3 separate regions of the Homo sapiens genome follow, and regions 1 and 2 are each linked to region 3. A link is a contact called in ENCODE Hi-C or POLR2A ChIA-PET data. All regions are on one chromosome and are shown on one strand. Each heading gives the region's core, a stretch centred on a gene start or an enhancer-like site at or near the end of the contact. The rest is flanking DNA. Distances are from core to core; before and after follow the strand shown. Region 1 overlaps ARID5B (AT-rich interaction domain 5B). Region 2 overlaps LINC02625 (long intergenic non-protein coding RNA 2625). Region 3 has its middle 150 kb from the start of ZNF365.

Region 1 (2,700 bases), core at 53-2,552, 540 kb before region 3:
CCTACGGGGCGTTCACTGTGTGCTACATTAGCCTGACTACTTTGCATCTTTTAACTACTGTTAAAGACCCCCCAGGAAGTCACTGTTCTTAAGTCCATTTTACAGTTTGGGAACCCAAGGCTTAACAAAAGGAACCAAAGGAAGACTATAGAGATGGGGTTAGGGTGAAAAGAACCATGAAGACATCTGGGCACTAGTAAGAAGCAAGAGGAAGACATAGTGCTACCTGGTGAAAGCTGCCGTCAGGGTGGAGCTGTGGCCTTGGCCAGAGCTGCCAGGCCAAAGCAGAGATGGGGCAGAGAAGAAATATGACAACTTCTCACTCTTTCCCACATGCGATCTGTTAGGTGTCTCCCATTGGCTGAACAAGCAGAAGCCAGCCAGCCCATGAGGGAGCCCAATGATACAACATTCAGGGGTCACAGAGCAAGGAAGAAAGAATGGGTAATAGATCCGGGAGTAGGATGAGAACAGAGGGACAGTGAATAACCAGAAAAAGAACCAACATTAATTAAAAATCTATCATGTGCTTCGCTTGTTTCCAGGGTGTTAGGAATTCAGACATGCTACAGACCTAGCTCCTGCCCTTCAAAGAACCCATATTCTGGAAAGGAGAGTCCAGCTTGAACAAGTAAATGCAGCCAAGTGTTACAGAGTAACTGTATCTTAGAAATTAAGCTGATATTCGTGATCCAAAATAGCAGATTTCTGGCAGCAAGACTATATTCTCTAGATCAAGGGTCAGCAGAGCCAGATAGTAAATATTTTAGATTTGTGCACCATAAGGTCTCTGAGGCAAATGCACCACTCTATAATCACACAACTGTGCCGTCGTAGTGTAAAAGCAGCCAAAGACAATATGTAAATGAATGTGCATGACTATGTTGTAATAAAACTTTATTTACAAAAACAGGTGTTGGGCTGAATTTGGCCCATAGTTTGCCAACCCTTTCAAACAGAAATAACCTTAAAGAAATATCTGAGAGATACCCAGAAACAGGGATCTGTAGCACTGGTAACTCATGGTATGAAACCACAGAACTATCACTGGAATTAATATAGTAGTCACGAGCAATTTGTTTATTGTCTTTTATGAGAAAAGAGAGGTAGGTTTGGATGTTAGAGATTGGGGAAAAGGGGATATTTGCTGTGGAAATGATTTTCAGCAGATGGTAGGTACTTTGGGAAAGGTGGCTAAACTAGAGCCATCCTCCTCCTGTCTTACATCAGCTTACTCAGTACTAACCCTGTACAAAAAGGAAGTAAAACAGAGCACATCTGTATCATCAGCTTTCAATGATGTTCTTCCATGGTGCACTGTGACAGCACATTAGAAGGTGCCGGAGTTTTTATATGACTGCTTTGCCGTGAGATTAAATAGTGGTTTCAGTTTCCAGTAGGTTTCATAAGTATCTCTTTCAGCTGTTAAATTACTTTTAGTAATGTGCACACTAGAAAAAGAAAGAAAGAAATATCCATTCTGAACAACTGGGTGTCATGACAGAAAACAGAGCAGATGGTTTTGTGGACATGGCACCAAGTGAACCTGTAGCTGGTTACAGCAGAAGGATATGTTTAACCCAGAGGAGAGGGCTCTCACCAGGTCTTAACAGTTGAAGCTTTTAAGAGATTATTATTTTACTTTGAATTGATTTTTGTTATTCACCAGAAACCAAAGGTGGCAAGCGAGAATCTCTACTAAAATAACTATACTTGCTAACTTTGGGTCTTTGTTGGGGCTTTGGGGTATCAGAACAATGAAATAACAGGCACTGTGAGGCTTTTCCTCCTGTTCTGTTCTCCTCTCCTAGCTATATTTCAGAACATCTTATCTCAAGATAGTTGGCCAAAAGGAACCTGTACACAGAACAACCTCATTTTTCCCAAGTGCCTCTTCGGACCCAGGACACAATGATTTTAAAATTTCTTTTCAGGCAGACGCTCTAAAGAGAGCTATGCTGTTCAATAAGGTAGCCACTAGCCACCTGTGACAACTAAGCCCTTGCAATGTGTCTTGTCCACTTCAAGAGATGCTATAAATGTAAAATACACACTATATTTTGAGAGCTTACTATGAAAAAATAATGTAAATATGTCACTAGTAATCTTTTTTTTTCTTTTACTTTTTTTTTTTTTTTTTGAGTCTTGCACTGTCGCCCAGGCTGGAGTGCAATGGTGCAATCTCGGCTCACCGCAACCTCTGCCTCCTGGGTTTAAGTGATTCTCCTGCCTCAGCCTCCCAAGTAGCTGGGACTACAGGCATGTGCCACCATGCCTGGCTAATTTTTTGTATTTTTAGTAGAGACGGGGTTTCGCTGTATTAGCCAGGATGGTCTCGATCTCCTGATCTCAAGATCCGCCCACCTCAGCCTCCCAAAGTGCTGGGATTACAGGCGTGAGCCACCGTGTGCGGCCAGTAATCACTTCTATTGATCACATGTTAAAATAATATTTTGGATATACTGGGTTAGATAAAATAGCTTACTAAAGTTAATTTCACCTGTTTTCTGTTTACATTTTCAATGTGTTAATTACAAGTTGGCTCACATTGTGTTTCTATTGAATAATGCTGCTCTAAAAGATTTTTGAAAAAAATAATCCATGTATTCCTTTGCCCAGTTTTAAGTGGACATCTACATTTTTAATCATGTTTTGAATAAATTTTGTGTTAATAAGTAAAAAATGTTAAACATGATAGGA
Region 2 (2,700 bases), core at 151-2,650, 740 kb before region 3:
ATGTATGGAGGTTTCATGAAACTATACAGAGAAAAGTTGCCATATAAGAAAATGAACAAGGGTTCTAGCATCTCTCTGAAAATTGATAGTGCACTTTTAGATAGAAGACAGAGAACAGGCTGAGGAAGAAGGCAAATAGGTAGACAGAGATGATTGACAATGTCCACGTGCACATCCACAGATGTTCCTGAATCAGCTACTTTGTCAAGACCCCACCCTAGGTGCTTCTGGTAAAGAGGTAAGGCTTGTCCTGGCTTCCAGGATCTCACAGTGTAGGGGAACAAGGGAAATTGCCATTTCTTAATCACTTATCGTTTGCTAGTAGACTTTGTTGATTTCATTCATACAATAAATATTTTGTTTTTGTTCTAGTTTATGAGACAGATGAATAAGTTAGGTTTCCTAATCCCTTATAGAGGGAGCCAGACATGACATCAGTACTTACACAAAACGTTTTCAATTATAACTGAGGCAAGTACTACAAGGAAAATCATAGCACATGGTCTAATGGAGGAGGAGGAGGAGTTAGCATGACTTGGTCTGAGGGTCCATGGAAGCCCTCCCAGAAAAAAGCTGTTCCAGCTGGGTTCTGGGGCCAAGCATGAATTAGTCCAGTGGAAGGAACAGCACCAGCAAAGGCCCTGAGTTGGAAGGAGCTTACTCCAAGAATAAGGTACATATTATTATCCCCATTTTACACATGAAGTAGCTGAGATCTACAAAGATTAAGTAACTTCCTAAGGTTATGCATAACACATAAACTCAAAGATAGCGATCTACCATATAATCCAGCCTCTCCTAGAAGCAGAAACAAAGATACACGGCAGCCTTTAAAAACAATTATCAGGAGACCCTCTCATGCCCCTCAAGGCCACTGCTCCTCCTGAAGGAGCTAAGGACAGGTTTTCATTTGCTCACTCTACTGGGCTCCAGATCAAATTAAATTAAAAGCCAGCTATTTCAGACGAAAAAGTCCTGCGTCCTTTTTGGGAATAAAATCGTCTTCCCTCCTCCCCAGGGCCTTTCATACCATTATGGTGCAGTCCCAAGCTATCAATGATAGTGAAAAAATGGGGCTTTGCGATAGAGGAAAGAGGCTATTCAAACTGCTCCTGATTTCTATAAAAGAGAGATCTTTTGATCTTTGAAACAGCCATAGGGCAGTTTGATCTTTCTCAAACTCATTTATTTTAGATTCTTGCAAATTTCTTTTCTGTAGGTTTACTTCCTCAGAAAACTCAATATTCAATTGAACAGTGACTTTTATACATTGAAATGCAATATTGAATAACTGAAGCCTAATAAATGCCATCCCGCCTATATAGGATATTTTAAAAATCATAAAAGGGCTGATTGAGCCCGATCCAGGCAAAGATGACAAAGCGAATTCAATGCTTCTTTTGAAAATGAGTCATGGTCAGAAATACTCACTTTGACCAAAAGCATTTCTTTGAATGCCAGAGGTAAATTTGCTCACTTTCATTTTCTGCCTGGGTTTCAGATCGGCCCTGCAGAACTGAACAAAATCAACTCTGAGAGGCCCTGGCAGCTGTTCCAGATGTAAATGTGAACAGGATACTGAGATTGGGCCTATTTCCTTCTATGTGTTATTTTCAAATTATGCAGATAATATTCAGATATGGGTCTATCAGACTTGGCATATTTTTTTCAGGGAGGAGTAAATCATTGCTATTCTCTGCTGCATTAACATTCCCCAGGACCACCCTCTCTTTTTTTCTTAGAAAAAGGATATTTTCTTGTCACGAGCCTCTAAATTACTGGCACAAGAAGAATCTGACATATGTTCCCAGTCGTGGGGGGGCTCATGGGAGGACAGGTACAACATACTCAATAGATTAGCCAAAAGAAACAGCCTTTGATGTCAGGGAACCTTTCCAAATTTCATGTAAGACTCAAACAATCTGTGGCAAATCAAAGTTCTCAATCAGAACTTCTGTCCCACTTCTCTTGGTGCAGCTATGGCTGGAGGAACTTTTGTTTTAACTCTTTGTAGATTATTACTCAGTTTGAGAGTGTGTTTCTCTCATGACCCTTCCAACATTATGAACTTTAAGAAGATCGATAACTTCATTCTCCATCTTCATCTTAACACATGCACTTTTTCCCTCTTGGATATGTGTTTTAGGAAAATGCAGATTAGCATTGCCAAAGAGCCAGTTGTTTTTAGCAACATTCCCCTCGGTGTGACCTCCTAAGAAGGTCTGATTTTATAAACCATTAAAGGAACACTACGTTTTCCATACTCCCTGTATCAGCTAAAGGCTGGAAAGGGCAGCAAAAGCAGGATCTCCATGGAGGAGGAATGATAACCACTTGGAAGAAGATGGTGGAGAAAAAGCAGGCATTGGCTATGCACAGAAGATGTCGGTCTTGCTTTAACAATCTCCCTTAAGGCCTGCTGCCCCACACTTTCCTTATGGTGTCAGCATTCCAAGAACATTCTTTGGGAACCAGAGACAAAGATGGCACCAATACCTCAGAGCCTTTTGATTAAAGAGTTGTCGTTTTCCATCTTGGGACCGTGGAAAACAACTTTTACATAAGAAAGTTTCTCTCAAGGGTGAGTAAACTATCCACAGCTTAAAAATAAAAATTGATAATTAATGTCCATGAAAGGGCTCTAAAGAAAAGATTCCCAGCAAATCAAAGGTAAAATTCTGAGCTCATATGACTATATCC
Region 3 (2,700 bases), core at 78-2,577:
TGAAGTTCTTTCTTCTGCTTGTTCGATTCTGTTGCTGAGACTTCCCAGTGTATTTTGCATTTCTCTAAGTATGTCCTTCATTTCCAAAAATTGTGATTGTTTTCTATTTATGCTATTTCACCGAAGATTTTTCCCTTCTGTATTAGTCCATTTTCATACTGCTACGAAGAAATACCCAAGACTTGGTAATTTATAAAGAAAAAGAGGTTTTATGGACTCACAGTTCCACATGGCTGGGGAGGCCTCACAATCATGGCAGAAGGCAAAGGAAGAGCAAAGGCACATCTTACATGGCTGCAAGAAAGCATGTGCAGGGGAATTGCCCTTAATAAGACCATCAGATCTCATGAGACTTATTCACTATCATGAGAACAGCATGGGAAAAACTCTGCTCCCATGATTCAATTACCTCCCACTGTGTCCCTCCCATGACACATAGGGATTATGGGAGCTACAATTCAAGATGAGATTTGGGTGGGGACACAGCCAAACCATATCACCTTCATTTCCTGTATCATTGTTTTGGTTTCATTAAGTTGGACTTCATCTTTCTCTGGTGTCTCCTTAATTTGCTTAATAATCGACCTTCTGAATTTTTTTTCTGGCAATTCAGAGACTTCTTCTTGGTTTGGATCCATTGCTGGTGAGCTAGTGTGATCTTTTGGAGGTGTTAAAGAAACATGTTTTGTCATTTTACCAAAACTGTTTTTCTGATTCCTTCTCATTTGGACAGACTATGTCAGAGGGAAGATCTGGGACTCAAGAGCTGCTGTTCAGATTCTTTGTCCCAAGGGGTGCTCCCTTGATGTAGTGCTCTCCCCTTCCCCTAAGGATGTGGCTTCCTGAGAGCCAAACTGCAGTTATTTCTCTTCTGGATGTAGCCACTCAGTGGAGCTACTGGGTTCTGGGCTGGTACTGGGGAGTGTCTGACCAAAGTCCTGTGATGTGAACCATTTTCATGTCTACCATCTTCAGGTGTCTCAGTCTTGGATACCAGCACCTGTTTTGGTGGAGTTGGCAGGGGAGTGAAATGGATTCTGTGAGGGTCCTTAGTTGTAGTTTTGTCTATTGCACTAGTTTTGTATTTGTTGGCCTCCAGCCAGGAGGTGGCACTTTCAGGGGAGCATCAGTTGCCATAGTATAGGGAGGATCAAGGCAGTGGGTGGAGCCCTAGAGCTCCGAAGAGATTATGTCCTTTGTCTTTGGCTACAAGGGTGGGTAGAGAAAGACCATCAGGTCGGGGCAGGGTTAGGCCTGTCTGAGCTCAGGCTCTCCTTGGGTGGGGCTTGCTGCAGCTGCTGTGGGGTATGGGGATGTGGTTCTCAGGCCAGTGAAGTTATGTTCCCAGGGGGATTGTAGCTGCCTCTGATGTGTCATGCAGGTCACCAGGGAAGTCGGGGAAAGCTGGCAGTTACAGGCTTCACCTAGCTCCCATGCAGCCCAAGAGGCTGGTCTCACTCCCACCATGCCCCCACCAACAGCACTGAGTTTATTTCCAGGCAGCCAGTGAGCAGGGCTGAGAACTTGCCACAGGCTACTAGCCTTTTAGCTGAGAAAGCAAGCAGGGCTTTCAGGTCTTGTGCCTCCCTGCCTGCTGCGGCTTCTGTGCTGTGTATCCACTCCCGATTCACCTCCTCCCCCAGTTTCTATCGAGGAAATTTGTGTTCAGTTGAAATTGTTACAAAGTTCAGCTGGAAGTTTCTTTCTCCCTGTGGTCTTTTCCCAGTTCCTCTGGCAGCCCTTCCCAAGGATCTCTGTGAGACTAAGTCAGAAATGGCTTCCCTGGGGACCGAGAGAGCCCACAGGGCTCTTCCCACTACTTCTACCCTTGTATTTTGCTTAGCTCTCTAAATTTGTCTCAACTCTAGGTAAGATCAAATCCTTCTCCCATTATCTGGACCTTCAGTTTCCCCCGTGAAGGTGTGTGTTCAAGGGCAGACAATCCCCCTTTCACACTTTGGGCACTCACATTTTTTCAACCATCTTCTGGGGCCTGCAGGAGCAATCTGCTTCCTTCAAAGGGTCTGTGGATTCTCTAGGCTTTCCGGGTATGTTCCTGCAGTAGTTCTTGGAGTAAAAGTTTACAATGTGCATCTCCACAAGCTGCTCTGTCCATCTGAGTGGGAGCTGGAAGTTAGTCCTGCCTTCTATCCACCATTTTCCTGCTGTTCAAATAAATGCCTTTTCTTTATAAATTACCCGGTTTCAGGTATTTTGTTATAAGCAACAGAAAACAGACTAAGACAGACAGCTTTAACCATTACCAAGTTCTTCCTGCCATTAAGCTAAACTGATTCCTTGTAATGTCTTTCCTTTAGTTCTATTTGTGTCTGCTTGCTTATAATACATTTAGTGTTTCTTCTATTAAACAGTCCTTTAGCTATTTGAAGACAACTATGCTGTTTCCAGCCCTACTCTAGCCTCACTCCTAAACTTTCTCTTCTCTCGAATATTCAAAACCAGTTCCTCATACTGAACTTTAACAAAGATCAAGGTTCTGTTTGAGGCAGAAAAAAAAAAAAAAAGAACTGAAACAGTGACTCTTTTTTGTTTGACCACATCCTCTTGTTTATCTTGAAAATCAAGGTGGATAGACTATGAATGTGAGATGAAAAAAGCCAAAGAGGCTCTCTGTGTTACTATGATGACTACTCTGATCTGAGCCACTATTACTTCTTTCCTAGACTACTGCAATGTATT

The links. Hi-C counts contacts between places; a loop is a spot of excess contacts on that map. ChIA-PET counts read pairs that join two places held with the same protein, here RNA polymerase II (POLR2A). Pooled maps may share reads with other maps.
Region 1: a pooled map shows a loop between it and region 3 (6-fold over the local background). The contact joins two enhancer-like sites. A Hi-C loop is called at or near these places in 8 of 50 pooled maps. POLR2A ChIA-PET finds 5 or more read pairs at or near these places in 3 of 52 experiments (CD8-positive, alpha-beta memory T cell, WTC11 and activated CD4-positive, alpha-beta T cell).
Region 2: a pooled map shows a loop between it and region 3 (4-fold over the local background). The contact joins two enhancer-like sites. A Hi-C loop is called at or near these places in 1 of 37 single-sample maps with no recorded cell type and 1 of 50 pooled maps. POLR2A ChIA-PET finds 5 or more read pairs at or near these places in 1 of 52 experiments (activated T-cell).

The regions. Positions count from the first base shown.
Region 1 is chr10:61,986,814-61,989,513 of GRCh38, forward strand. The region is part of intron 3 of ARID5B (AT-rich interaction domain 5B); the gene reads left to right. Among named protein-coding and RNA genes, the nearest start is that of ARID5B, 86 kb to the left of the region's middle. RefSeq lists enhancers at 1-110, 110-249, 1,350-1,599. Within about 2 kb of position 1,303, at least 7 of the 41 ENCODE cell types and tissues checked have a DNase peak (open chromatin) inside an H3K27ac peak, as active enhancers do.
Region 2 is chr10:61,785,436-61,788,135 of GRCh38, forward strand. All of the region lies in intron 3 of LINC02625 (long intergenic non-protein coding RNA 2625), which reads right to left. Among named protein-coding and RNA genes, the nearest start is that of LINC02625, 81 kb to the right of the region's middle. Within about 2 kb of position 1,401, at least 5 of the 41 ENCODE cell types and tissues checked have a DNase peak (open chromatin) inside an H3K27ac peak, as active enhancers do.
Region 3 is chr10:62,526,129-62,528,828 of GRCh38, forward strand. No RefSeq gene overlaps it. Among named protein-coding and RNA genes, the nearest start is that of ZNF365, 150 kb to the left of the region's middle. RefSeq lists an enhancer at 1,203-1,422. Within about 2 kb of position 1,328, at least 5 of the 41 ENCODE cell types and tissues checked have a DNase peak (open chromatin) inside an H3K27ac peak, as active enhancers do.